Regions from separate parts of the Mus musculus genome. Here region 2 is linked to region 1. Evidence: chromatin loops called from intact Hi-C (ENCODE). Cell type or tissue: gastrocnemius. All regions are shown on one strand. Each heading gives the region's core, and the rest is flanking DNA. Links, peaks and the distances in the headings are about the cores only. Region 1 overlaps Arhgap23 (Rho GTPase activating protein 23). Region 2 overlaps Gpr179 (G protein-coupled receptor 179).

What was found. A loop is a pair of places that touch in the nucleus more often than their neighbours do. Peaks named below come from ENCODE experiments on the same cell type or tissue, not always from the same donor. Only the 100,000 strongest peaks of a DNase experiment are listed, where the experiment ranks them.
Region 2: a loop joins it to region 1, with 2.6 times the contacts of the local background. A loop is called at or near these places in 8 of 42 quality-filtered maps.

Annotation. Positions count from the first base shown.
Region 1 is chr11:97,463,350-97,468,712 of GRCm38, forward strand. It overlaps Arhgap23 (Rho GTPase activating protein 23), which reads left to right. Exons shown (of 19, transcript NM_021493.2): 7 at 35-352; 8 at 1,446-1,507; 9 at 1,710-1,840; 10 at 2,661-2,782; 11 at 3,083-3,238. Among named protein-coding and RNA genes, the nearest start is that of Arhgap23, 16 kb to the left of the region's middle. In gastrocnemius, for the core only: no CTCF peak of the experiment used is centred there; DNase peaks (open chromatin) are centred at 2,778, 3,299 and 3,583; H3K27ac peaks cover 863 bases.
Region 2 is chr11:97,344,342-97,349,704 of GRCm38, forward strand. It overlaps Gpr179 (G protein-coupled receptor 179), which reads right to left. Exons shown (of 12, transcript NM_001081220.2): 3 at 5,352-5,363; 4 at 3,065-3,152; 5 at 2,126-2,361; 6 at 1,367-1,435. Among named protein-coding and RNA genes, the nearest start is that of Gpr179, 5.3 kb to the right of the region's middle. In gastrocnemius, for the core only: no CTCF peak of the experiment used is centred there; a DNase peak (open chromatin) is centred at 2,231.

The DNA of each region.
Region 1 (5,363 bases), core at 103-5,102:
TGCCCTGTTTCTCCCACTCTGTGTCTCCCTGCAGAAAGCGGGCGGCGGCCTGCGCCAGTGGAAGCGCGTCTATGCCGTCCTGCGGGCGCGCTCGCTCTCGTTGAGCAAGGAGCGGCGGGAGCCCGGGCCGGCGGCTGCGGGGGCTGCGGCGGCCGGCGCAGGTGAGGACGAGGCGGCGCCCGTCTGCATCGGCTCCTGCCTGGTGGACATCTCCTACAGCGAGACCAAAAGGAGGCACGTGTTCCGGCTGACCACCGCTGACTTCTGTGAATATCTCTTTCAGGCTGAGGATCGGGATGACATGCTGGGCTGGATCAGAGCGATCCGGGAGAACAGCAGGGCCGAGGGCGAGGTGAGGCCCTGGGCTTGTGCCCAGTGGGCCACCAGAGCAAGGCAGGGGCAGGGCAGGGCAAGGCAGGGCTGCCTCTCAGCTGTTGTGACCTAGGGTAGCCACTCTGAGCCTCGCTCCCTCTCCTAGGAAAAGAATCTACCGTGGGACTGTCCACGTGAGTTTGGGTTTGAGGACAGATGCATGCACTGGCTGCAGGACGGCTGGCATCCTCAGGGCCCAATGACCAGCCAAAACAATAACAACTGTGATGGTGACAGTAATTACTGTCATTGTTGGGACTGCCTTGGGCAAGCTCTGTCCCATTGAGGTCAGCTCCAGGCCAGCCATAGCCTCTGGTAGGCTGGAGTAGGCCACCTCCAAGGGATGGGGTGCAGAATGAGTTGTCCTGAGTCAGAGGGCAGACACACTGCAGCACTGTCCTGAGTCAGAGGGCAGACACACTGACCTTAGCCAGAGGCTTAGCCTTTGGCAGCAGGTGGGCAGGGGTTAGGCCAAGTGATTTGGCAGGGGTTGGGGAGAGCTTTAAAAAAAAGAGGCATCCCTCCTGGGAACTGCCCATGTCTCCTCAAGGTCCCATCTGCACGGAGGTCATTTGATACACCTGGGCAGAGGAAGCACAGTCTCGGTCTTGGAGGATGGCGTCGCTATGAGGGCCATCTGCCTGGGCTTGTACCTGGATAGCCCTTTCCCTGAGGATGGCGGTGGGGTCCTCCCACTTCCCGGCAGAGGGCCTGTGTCCCTGTTCTGGAGGCTTTCTCCTGGGTTACTGTAGTAGCCACCTGTAGCCATTGTCCCTCTGTACATGACAGGTCTGGGAGCAGTGTTATGCAGTTCTGCACCCCAGCATGGAGGCTGCTTTGTCCAGCCTCCCTATGCTTATTGCCAAAGTGACTGGGGCTCAGAGATGTTAGGTGGCTTCCCCAAAGTCACACAGCTGCCCAGGGAGGTCAGCCCTGGCCTTTGTCCATCTGGGTCTATGCTGTCCATATGGTGGAGAGAGGCAAGGCTGAGGCAGGGGCCAGGGAGGAACTCTGGTAACGTGGGCTGTGGGCCCTGATGTGGTTCATCTCTCCTCCCCCTCCCCTCACTGCAGGACCCCGGCTGTGCCAACCAAGCTCTGATCAGCAAGAAGCTTAATGACTATCGCAAAGTGAGGTAAGGCCAGTTCTCCCAGAGCAGCCTGTGGTGGGGAGGAAAGCCTATGGGGTTGGGAGTTTCCAGGCAGAGATCTCTAGTCCTCGCTCAGACAAGTGAGCCGAGAGAATTGTCTCTAGTTGGAGAGGACGGAGGCCAGGGAAAGCGGCACTCTGGGCCGCTCCAGATGAAGACACCCCTCCTCTTCCTTTTCCCTCTGCAGCCATAGCTCTGGGCCCAAAGCCGATTCCTCCCCTAAAGGCTCTCGGGGCCTGGGAGGCCTCAAGTCTGAATTCCTCAAGCAGACTGCAGTCCGCGGCCTCAGAACTCAGGAGCAGCCCCCAGGAAGCAAGGGTAGGAGGGCTGGGTGCACAGTGGGTGCTTGTGCTGGGCAGCGCCCCTGCCTGTGTGTGCCCAGGGCGCCCCAGCCTGTGTGTGCCCAGGGCGCTCCAGCCTGTGTGTGCCCAGGGTTACTGCTGCTTTCTGCTTTAAGTGTAAGCCGATGAGGGGTCTGGAGCCTCAAGGTTTCAGGGCTGAAAACATCTGGATTCTGGTTTGCTTCCAGAAAATTCTTGTAGGCAGCCCTCTGTTTCTGCTTGTGTCCTTTGGGAATGAGAGGCTCACTGCAGGCAGGCCTGCATCTTTACACTTTGGGCTATCAGGAGCCACTTCCTGGGCCAGAGAGACTGCCCAGCAGTAAAGAGCTTCCAGAGGGCCTGAGTTGGATTCTCAGAGCTTACAAGTACCTGCAGCTCCAGCCTCAGGAGACCTGACACCTCTGACATCTGTGGGCGTCAACACTCATATGCATCCCCCAGTACACACACACACACACACACACACACACACACACACACACACACACATATTTTTGTTTAAACTTTAAAATCTTTTTTTTTTTTAAATAGCCGAAAGAAAGCATTTCCTTTGGTCATGCCAAAATGTGCTCTCATCTCACAGATTGGTCCTTGAGGCCACCAACTACCCTCATGGAGCCATGGTCTCCTTCCTGGGGGCCAGTCACCTTGCCCCCTAAGCCTTCTCTCACCTTTCAGTCTCCCTAGTTATTTGATGAAGTCCCTGTGTCCTAGTGTGTGGGTGTGGCATTGAATGTGTGGGACCCTTCTGACCTCCTTCAGCTGACCCCAGCTCTCTTTGCCATTGTTCATCCCAGAAGACAGTGTTGCAGCTCCCAAAACCCCCTGGGGCATCAATATTATCAAGAAGAACAAGAAGGCCGCCCCGAGGGCATTTGGAATCCGGTTGGAGGAGTGCCAGCCTGCCACCGAGAACCAGGTGGGTCCCCACAGTGCTCGAAGCAGGCAGCACCTAGGAGACCTGGGTAGGGGACCAGAGCTGTGAGGATGTAGCGGCTGCCCGTTCCTCATGTACACAGCCAGGTGGCTGCCGAACTGAGGTCCGCCCTGGTTTGCACCTTCTGAGTCGGTGGCTCATATTAGTTCTGACCCTTAGATGGAGGCCGTAAAGACTTCATCTCCTCGGGTGTCCTGGTAGCAGCTCTGGTCTTAATTCTCTACCACTTAGCCTCCTACCCCAGCCATCTCCCTAATCCCTCTCCCATGTCTGTGCTCCTAGCGTGTCCCCCTGATCGTTGCTGCCTGCTGCCGTATTGTGGAGGCCCGGGGGCTGGAATCAACTGGCATTTACCGGGTACCTGGCAACAACGCAGTGGTGTCTAGCCTGCAGGAGCAGCTCAACCGTGGGCCAAGTGACATCAACCTGCAGGATGAGGTGGGTGTGGCTCGGCTGCTGGTGGAGTCCAGGAACTGCCTGGTTGTACTCACCATGTTCTACTCTGCTTGTCACTGGGCCAGAGTGTCCAGGTGGCAGGAGAAAGCCTGCCTGCCCAGTCAGCAGGCCCAGTGGGCACCTCCCCAAGGATGGCCCAAAAAGAAATGGAGCCCTGGCCTGCTGGGTACTGAGACAGAGGCAGCTGTTTTGTTTTGTTTTGTTTTGTTTTGTTTTGTTTTGTTTTGTTTTGTTTTGTTTTGTTTTGTTTTGTTTGAGAGGGTCCTCTATGTAGCCCAGGCCTCTGCCTTCCAAGAGCTGGGATTATAGATATGTGCAGTGGCAAGGCAGCTGTCCTCCCTGGCTAGGTGACAGTTTTGCATGAGCACTTAGGACGGCCCAGTTCTCTCAGCTAAAATCAAATACAAATACGGGCAGAGAGAGGGCTGAACACTTGCTGGGAATTGAACTTCCAAGAGAGCCAGCTAGTGAGCATTTTTTTAGGCCTCCTGCTGCTCTTCCTGCCTCCCCCGCTCTCCTCTGCATCCTCATCCTGCCCACCCTCTCTCCTTTCTACAGTCCTTTAGCACCAGGCAAAATGGGCTGCATTCCATGGGCCGCTGAGGTTCAAAGATCCCTGGCCTGGTGGAAGAGGGTGCGCCTTGCTTTCAAGGTGGCCGGCCACCAGTGTGTAGCCTGGAAAGAGAGGCTGAAGCTGAGAGCAGACTGTAGCTGCTGACACACTGCACCAAAGAGTGGGTAGTATGCCTGGCAGTTTTCAAATGATTCCTGGAGTCTTAGGTTCCCAGAGGGGCTTTGAAGAGGCCACACTCAAGTCAAGACCCCTTCCTTTGCTGGATGGAGGGCCACCCTGCTCTGCTCTGAACTTTTCACATCTATTCGTTTATTTGCTGGGGGCTCCACACAGACTTTGTGTATGCTGTGGTGCACGTGTGGAAGTTGGTTCTTTCTTTCCATCATGTGCGTCCCGGGAGCAAACTCGGCTTTGGGCTTGGCACAAGCACCTTTACCTGAGCGCCTCTCTCACTAGCCCACCTTGGATTTTTTTTTAAGATTTATTTATTATTATTCATTAGTACACTGTAGCTGTCTTCAGACACACCAGAAGAAGGTGTCAGATCTCATTACGGATGGTTGTGAGCCACCATGTGGTTGCTGGGATTTGAACTCAGGACCTTCGGAAGAGCAGTCAGTGCTCTTAACTGCTGAGCCATCTCGCCAGCCCCACCTTGGATTTTTGTGTTAAGATTTTATTTGACCAAAGGGGCTCTAATGCAAAGGGCTTTACAGGGGAAAGCCACGAATCTGGCTAGTGAAGCACCACAGACCCCAGGACCTGCCATTAAGCACTTGTGTATAAGAGGAGGGAGGGATTGCTGAGGGATGGAGCAGAGGCAGCCTCCAGAGTTCCTGAGGGTATAGGAGAGCAGGTGGGAGAGTTGGCAGGGAATGACAGCGTTGTTTGAGACTCGTGGAAGGGTTTGAGGGTTGGAAAAAGGTGGATACACTTTTTGTGTTTGGGGGTGGGGATGTAAGACCCAGGGGGAGTGATGGGTTTCTAAAGCTTTTGACCTTGAACCAGAGGACTGTGAGGAACTTTTGGCAGATCTGGGGGGAGCACTGCCGAGGGTAGGGTGTGAGCGAGAGCGATGCTGAGGTTTTGTGGAGAACTGAGAGTGCAAGCCCGGGAGCAGAGGGGGAGGAAAGAAGCCCAGAGATGCTGGGGTCACTAATGGTCAGGATAACAGAGGGCCCTGGGTAAGTGGAGGCCGGGAGAGGGAGGAAGGACAGGCAGAGAGACCAGAGGGAGGACTGGTATCTGTGTGAGGAACAGGTTGGCTTGAGGAGAAGCTGAAGGAGATGAGTCAGATTGTGGCCCTACTGCATTTGGGATGATGGCACATCACCTATGTGGGTTGACAGTATCCTCAGGCCCTGACTAAGTGAGGTCATGTGACAGCCTGGGACCAAGGGAAAAGGCAGACTGAGACCAGCTTGGAAGGGCAGAAAGACAGAGCTCTTAGGAAGCTGGTGTGGGAGCAGACCCTATCAGAGAAGACCAGACAGAGGCCGTGCTCAGAGGGAGAGGAGAGGTGCTCAGCCCTCA
Region 2 (5,363 bases), core at 247-5,246, 120 kb before region 1:
CAAAACAAAACAAAACAAAACAAAACAAAACGCGTCCTAAAACACACAGCAGGTCAGAAAACTCTTTCCAGTGTGGGTCTCTGCCTGCAGAGCTCACTAGGTCAGCCAGACATTTGTGAGAGGAGAGGTGGGGGGAGGGATTGTAAAGATGCCAAATCTTCCTAGGAAGGCAAGGAAGGATTTTGAAGAAGGACAGTTGGGGTGTGGGTTTTTGCTTTTTGTTTTTATGTATATGAGTACACTGTAGCTGTCTTCAGACACACCAGAAGAGGGCATCAGATACCATTACAGATGGTTGGGAGCCACCATGTGGTTGCTGGGAATTGAACACAGGACCTCTGGAAGAGCAGTCAGTGCTCTTAGCCTCTGAGCCACCTCTCCAGTACCACAGGAGTGGGGGGTATTAAGAAGAGAGGCCAACTACTGTGGAACGGTGAAAGGCAGCCTGTGTTTTGGTTGAGCAAGGCATACTCCGGAGACCCAGTAGAAAACTCTACAAGGGACGGAACAGTGAGCCATGTTCCCAGACATAGGCTCCTGACACCACGGAGCCCCCAACGCCATAATCATGTGACTTATCAGTCACGCAGACAAAGTCCCAAGCTCCTGGCATTCTGGCTAGACTCTACCCTCACAGTTACCTCTCTCTCTTTAGCTCTATCTCTCATTCTCATCTCTAGTTCTCCTTCTCCCCCTCCCTGCCCCCCTCTCTCCACGTGGCCATGGCCGTCCTCTCTCTTTCTACCTTCTCTCTTTCTCTTTGACATTCTACAATAAAGCTCTAAAACCATGGACCGTCTCTACTCATCGACGCTCGCCATGTTGGGGCAACAGAGCAGGCTTTCCTCTAAAAAGCCGCGTCTAGGGGGGTGGCAAAAGAAGAAAAAAAAGAGCCGTGTCTAACTTTTCTCTGGAAGGCCTTCCTGCGCTCCAGCCATGGACCAGACCAAGGGCTCTCACCGGAGTAGGAACCACCCAGCGCCCCCTCTCCCCCTGCCCTCTTCTCCCTTTGACCCCGGGGGCTGACTGAGCTCCCCCCTACCCCACACCCCACCCCCCCGCCTTCACTTTGTCCTCAGCTCTTCGGAGACATACTGTGACATCTGGGATGTACAAGACTGAGAACCTGTTGTCTCTGGCCTCCATGAATCCCAGAGACCCTGGACTACTCCCTCTCTATCCCCTTGGACTGGGGTTCCGTGGCTTCCCACAGCCAGACGCCCATCTGGGCCACGTAGAGAGCATGCGGTAGTTCCCCGAGTCTGCCTGCCCATAGCACTGAGCTCTGGCAGGATGCAGTTCCTCCCCCGCCCTCTTTTTTACTTCTCCATGCCTGCTGCAGACAGACTACAGGTCACAGACTCACCGGGAAGTAGAGAAGTAAGGATCCAAAAAGGATGGTTTCCAGCAGGACGATTCCAGATGCCCGGATCCTCTGTTAGCCCAGGGGAGACAGGTGTGAACAGGGTGTGAGCGGGGTGTGAGCACCAAGCCTGGCCTGGGTCTGTCAGGATGCTCACTCTGGCCCTGGCTTTCCCCATCAGCACTAGCTCCACCCTCTGTCCACAGCCACTTGTCCAGTCTCACCCCAGGGTCTAGCTACACTTGCTGGGCTCACAGCAGAGGTTGCAGAAGCTAGAAAGGGCCTCTGGCATTCCTCCGAGCTTTGGGTCAGACTGTACTTTATCTAGAATAAGATTCCCCCATTTCCTCGCTGTAAAAACCAGTTAACCTTCAAGCCTGAATCCAACATCACTTTTCACACTCTCTACCATGCTGTCTCCTCCAGAATAACTGGGTCTCCTCTCTTAGCTCCTACCACACCTGGCGACCACCTCCATCCTTGCCCTGTCTCATTGCTTCCTCCCTGCCACCGGGGTCACATTACTTCTCTTGCAGAGTGCCTCTGTAGTATTTTGAAGTGAGTAGGCATTCAACTAGTATTTGTTGAATCAAATACAATGTTGCAGAGGCAGAAGCAGGTCTAAGATAGAGAGAGGTCACTGCCTAATGTCACACATTCTGATGTAAAGAAGCAAGACGGGCATTGGTTTCCCCAGGATTTAGTTCTCTAGCTGAGATGGGTTGGATGTGTGTGCTGAGGAGAAGTGGGGGGCCTTCTTGCCTTGCTCCCTCGGCAACGGTAGGCCACCAGCATACTCAGGAAGACCGCCAGCATGCAACAGGCCTGGCATGCCAGCACTGCCGTCCTCAGTGCCAGGGCCTCTTCCACCAGGCATGGTGTGGCATCCAGACAGCTGGTGCAGCCCTCAGGACACGGCTGGCACCGTAGCAGCTTCCCTAAGCTGTCTTGTGGGGACCCAAATTGCCCGGCAGCTTGTGTTGCACTCTCTTCTAAGCCTGCAAAGAATAAAAGGGGTGGAAGAAGGAGAGCTTGGCTGGAGACACGTGAAGGTCTAGCCTTGGGTCCTGAAGGCTCCATGCCCTCCTGTACCTTATGACCCCAGGAATAGAAATGAAGTGGGTATGTCCCGGGAAGGACAGGAAGAAGTGACGCCAGGCTTAAGGCTAACTTGTCTCATATCTATGTATTCTGTTTGTTCTCAGAAGGAAGACACCTACAAAATGCCCTGCTGCTGGTCTCTATCTCTTGCTCTTCCTCTCTCCCTCCTTTTCTCTCAAGACAGGATCTCAGTTTGTAGCCCAAACTGGCCTTGAATTCATGGCAGTCCTCCTGCCTCATCCTCCCAAGTGCTGGGATTACAAGTTTGCACCACTCCGCCCAGCCTCCTCTCCTCTTGGCTTTCTCCTGTTGAGCCCCCACTTTTTTTTGTTGTTGTTTTTTTTTGTTTTTTCAAGACAGGGTTTCTCTGTGTAGCCCTGGCTGTCCTGGAACTCACTTTGTAGACCAGGCTGGCCTCGAACTTAGAAACTTGCCTGCCTCTGCCTCCCGAGTGCTGGGATTAAAGGCGTGTGCCACCACACTGGCGAGCCCCCACTTCTTCCCAGGGTCACCTTCAGCCCACCTTTCTTCCATAGATGTTCCATCTCGACTTACCTTGGCTCACAAAACCTCTGCTTAGCCCTCTCCACACTTACGTACCCCCAGAACCACTAGCTCCATAGAATCCAGGTCGGCAGCGGCAGAGATAGCGGCCAAGGACAAAACCCTGACTCTCCAGAGGGACACACTGTGGGGATGACAAATGACATTTGTTTGTATGATGTTTTTCTCCGAAAGCTTTCCGTGCTGTGGCAAAGAGCCCCCTCCCTCCATGGCTTCTGTGTTTACATTAGGAGAGTTCACCAGAAGCTGTCTCTGGTTCTTGCCTAGCCCTTCCTCCTCTGGAAACTTTCTCATCTCTGCCGTTAGGCCTTTTAAAGGATTATCCAAGAAAAGAGTACAGGATACCTAACTCTTTGTTAGTAGCAGGGACCTCGAGTCCCATTTCTTGGTGCCTAGCTCTTTACTGGGGGGAGTGAAGACAGAGAGAGCTCAGAGCTCCATCATACCTTGTGTGCCTACACCCTGCTTCAAAAGGTTCCCATGACCCATCCCACTTGGTACACACAGATGATGTAATAGCTAGTCTATGTTAGTTTTTTTTTTTAAGACTTATTTATTTATTATGTAAACAGCATTTTGCCTGCATGTATGCCTGCATCCCAGAAGAGGGCTCCAGATCTCATTACAGATGGTTGTGAGCCACCATGTGATTGCTAGGAATTGAACTCGGGGACCTCTGGAAGAGCAGACAATGTTCTTAACCTCTGAGCCATCTCTCCAGTCCAGTCTATGTCATCTTGACACAAGCTAGAGTTATTGAAAGTGAACAGAGCCCCAACTGAGAAAATGCCTTCATAAGATCCATCTGAAGGGCATTTTCTTAATTAGTGATTGATGTGAGTGGGGGCCATCCCTGGGCTGGTGGGGGTGGGTTCTATAAGACAGCAAGCTGAGCAAACCATGATGAGCAAGCCAGTAAGCAGCACCCTGCCATGAGTTTTGCATCCATCAGCTCCTGCTTCCAGGCTCCTGCTTTGCATGAGTTTCCTGCCCGAGCTGCCTTTAATGATGAACCGTTCTATGGAAGTAAGAGTGAACTAAACCCCCTTCTCCTCTGGTTGCTTTGGTCATGATGTTTCATCACAACAACAGTAACCCTAAGACAGGGGAGTTTAAAAAGACCTCCCCAGAGAGGGTCAACTTCCATCAGGACCTATCTGGCTTTAAACATAGGACTGCTTTTCTCAGCCTTAAACCAGGCTGGGGGAATGGCAAAGTCAGCTCTTTATTCTCCCTCCCCCCTATTGATGTTCGCTAAGCAGAGGGGAATAGCGCATGGCCGTGGCCTCAGAGGTGGGCAGGGAAGACTGAGGTCAGTGGCTGAGAACAGGTATCTCAGAGGTAAGGGCTTTGAGCCTGCATTTGGCTTGGTTTGCCACGTTCAACACTCCCAGACCTTTTTGAGCTGTGGCTAGCCTCCTCCTCTACCCGTCAGCAATTCTATTAACTTCCATGAATACAAATGGAGCATCCTCTGTGTACCATGAGGAGCTCAGAGCTGTGTTGACATGAAGCAGGTGGCCTAGGAGAGGGAAAGCTCCTGGCTCAGAAGTTGCCCTAAAGAGGAATCCTGGGGCCGGGAGAAATGGCTAAACACACTGCACAGCCTGCAGGCAGCTCAACCTTTCCAGGGGCCTAAACCTCTTCCAGGGAGTTCAGCTGGTTCTTGCGTCTTCCAGGCGGCTGGTCTGGTCTCAGAGTGGTCTTTGCAGCTTTTCTCTGAGAATCTTTGCTATTCTGCTTCACCTCTCTGAAAGGGACTCTCAGCATGTATTTGGCAGGGAGGAGTCTAGTGAATCTGATCAGTTTCAGGAACTTCCTGAAGCTATTTTGAGTTGTGTATCTTTTTGTTTAAAGAACTTCTCTCTACAGGGTGCTAGAGAGATGGTTCAGCAGTTAGGAGCACTGGCTGCTCTTCCAGAGGTCCTGAGTTCAATTCCCAGCAACCAGATGGTGGCTTACAACCATCCAGAATGGTATCCTCTTCTGGTGTGTCTGAAGACAGCTACAGTGTACTCACATACATGAATCTTTTTTTTTTTTTTTTTTTTTTTTTTTTTTAAGAGGAATCCTGGAGTGCTGAGTACCAGAATGGAGGGCAGCAGGGAGGCACACTGAGGTTTCACAGGCAGGAGGGGTAGCTTTTTTGGGGAGAAGTAGAAGGGATGGACTAGGTTGTACATTAGCCTTGCTTTACCAAAGCCCGCCCTTGCACCTCTGCCAATCACTTGGTACTGCCTTGAAGCCCTGAGAGGTCCGGGTGGCTTTGGCAGTGATAAGAAAGGGGAATGAAGGCAGGGCTCGGTGGAGCCATCCTTCTTGCCTGGGTGCTGTT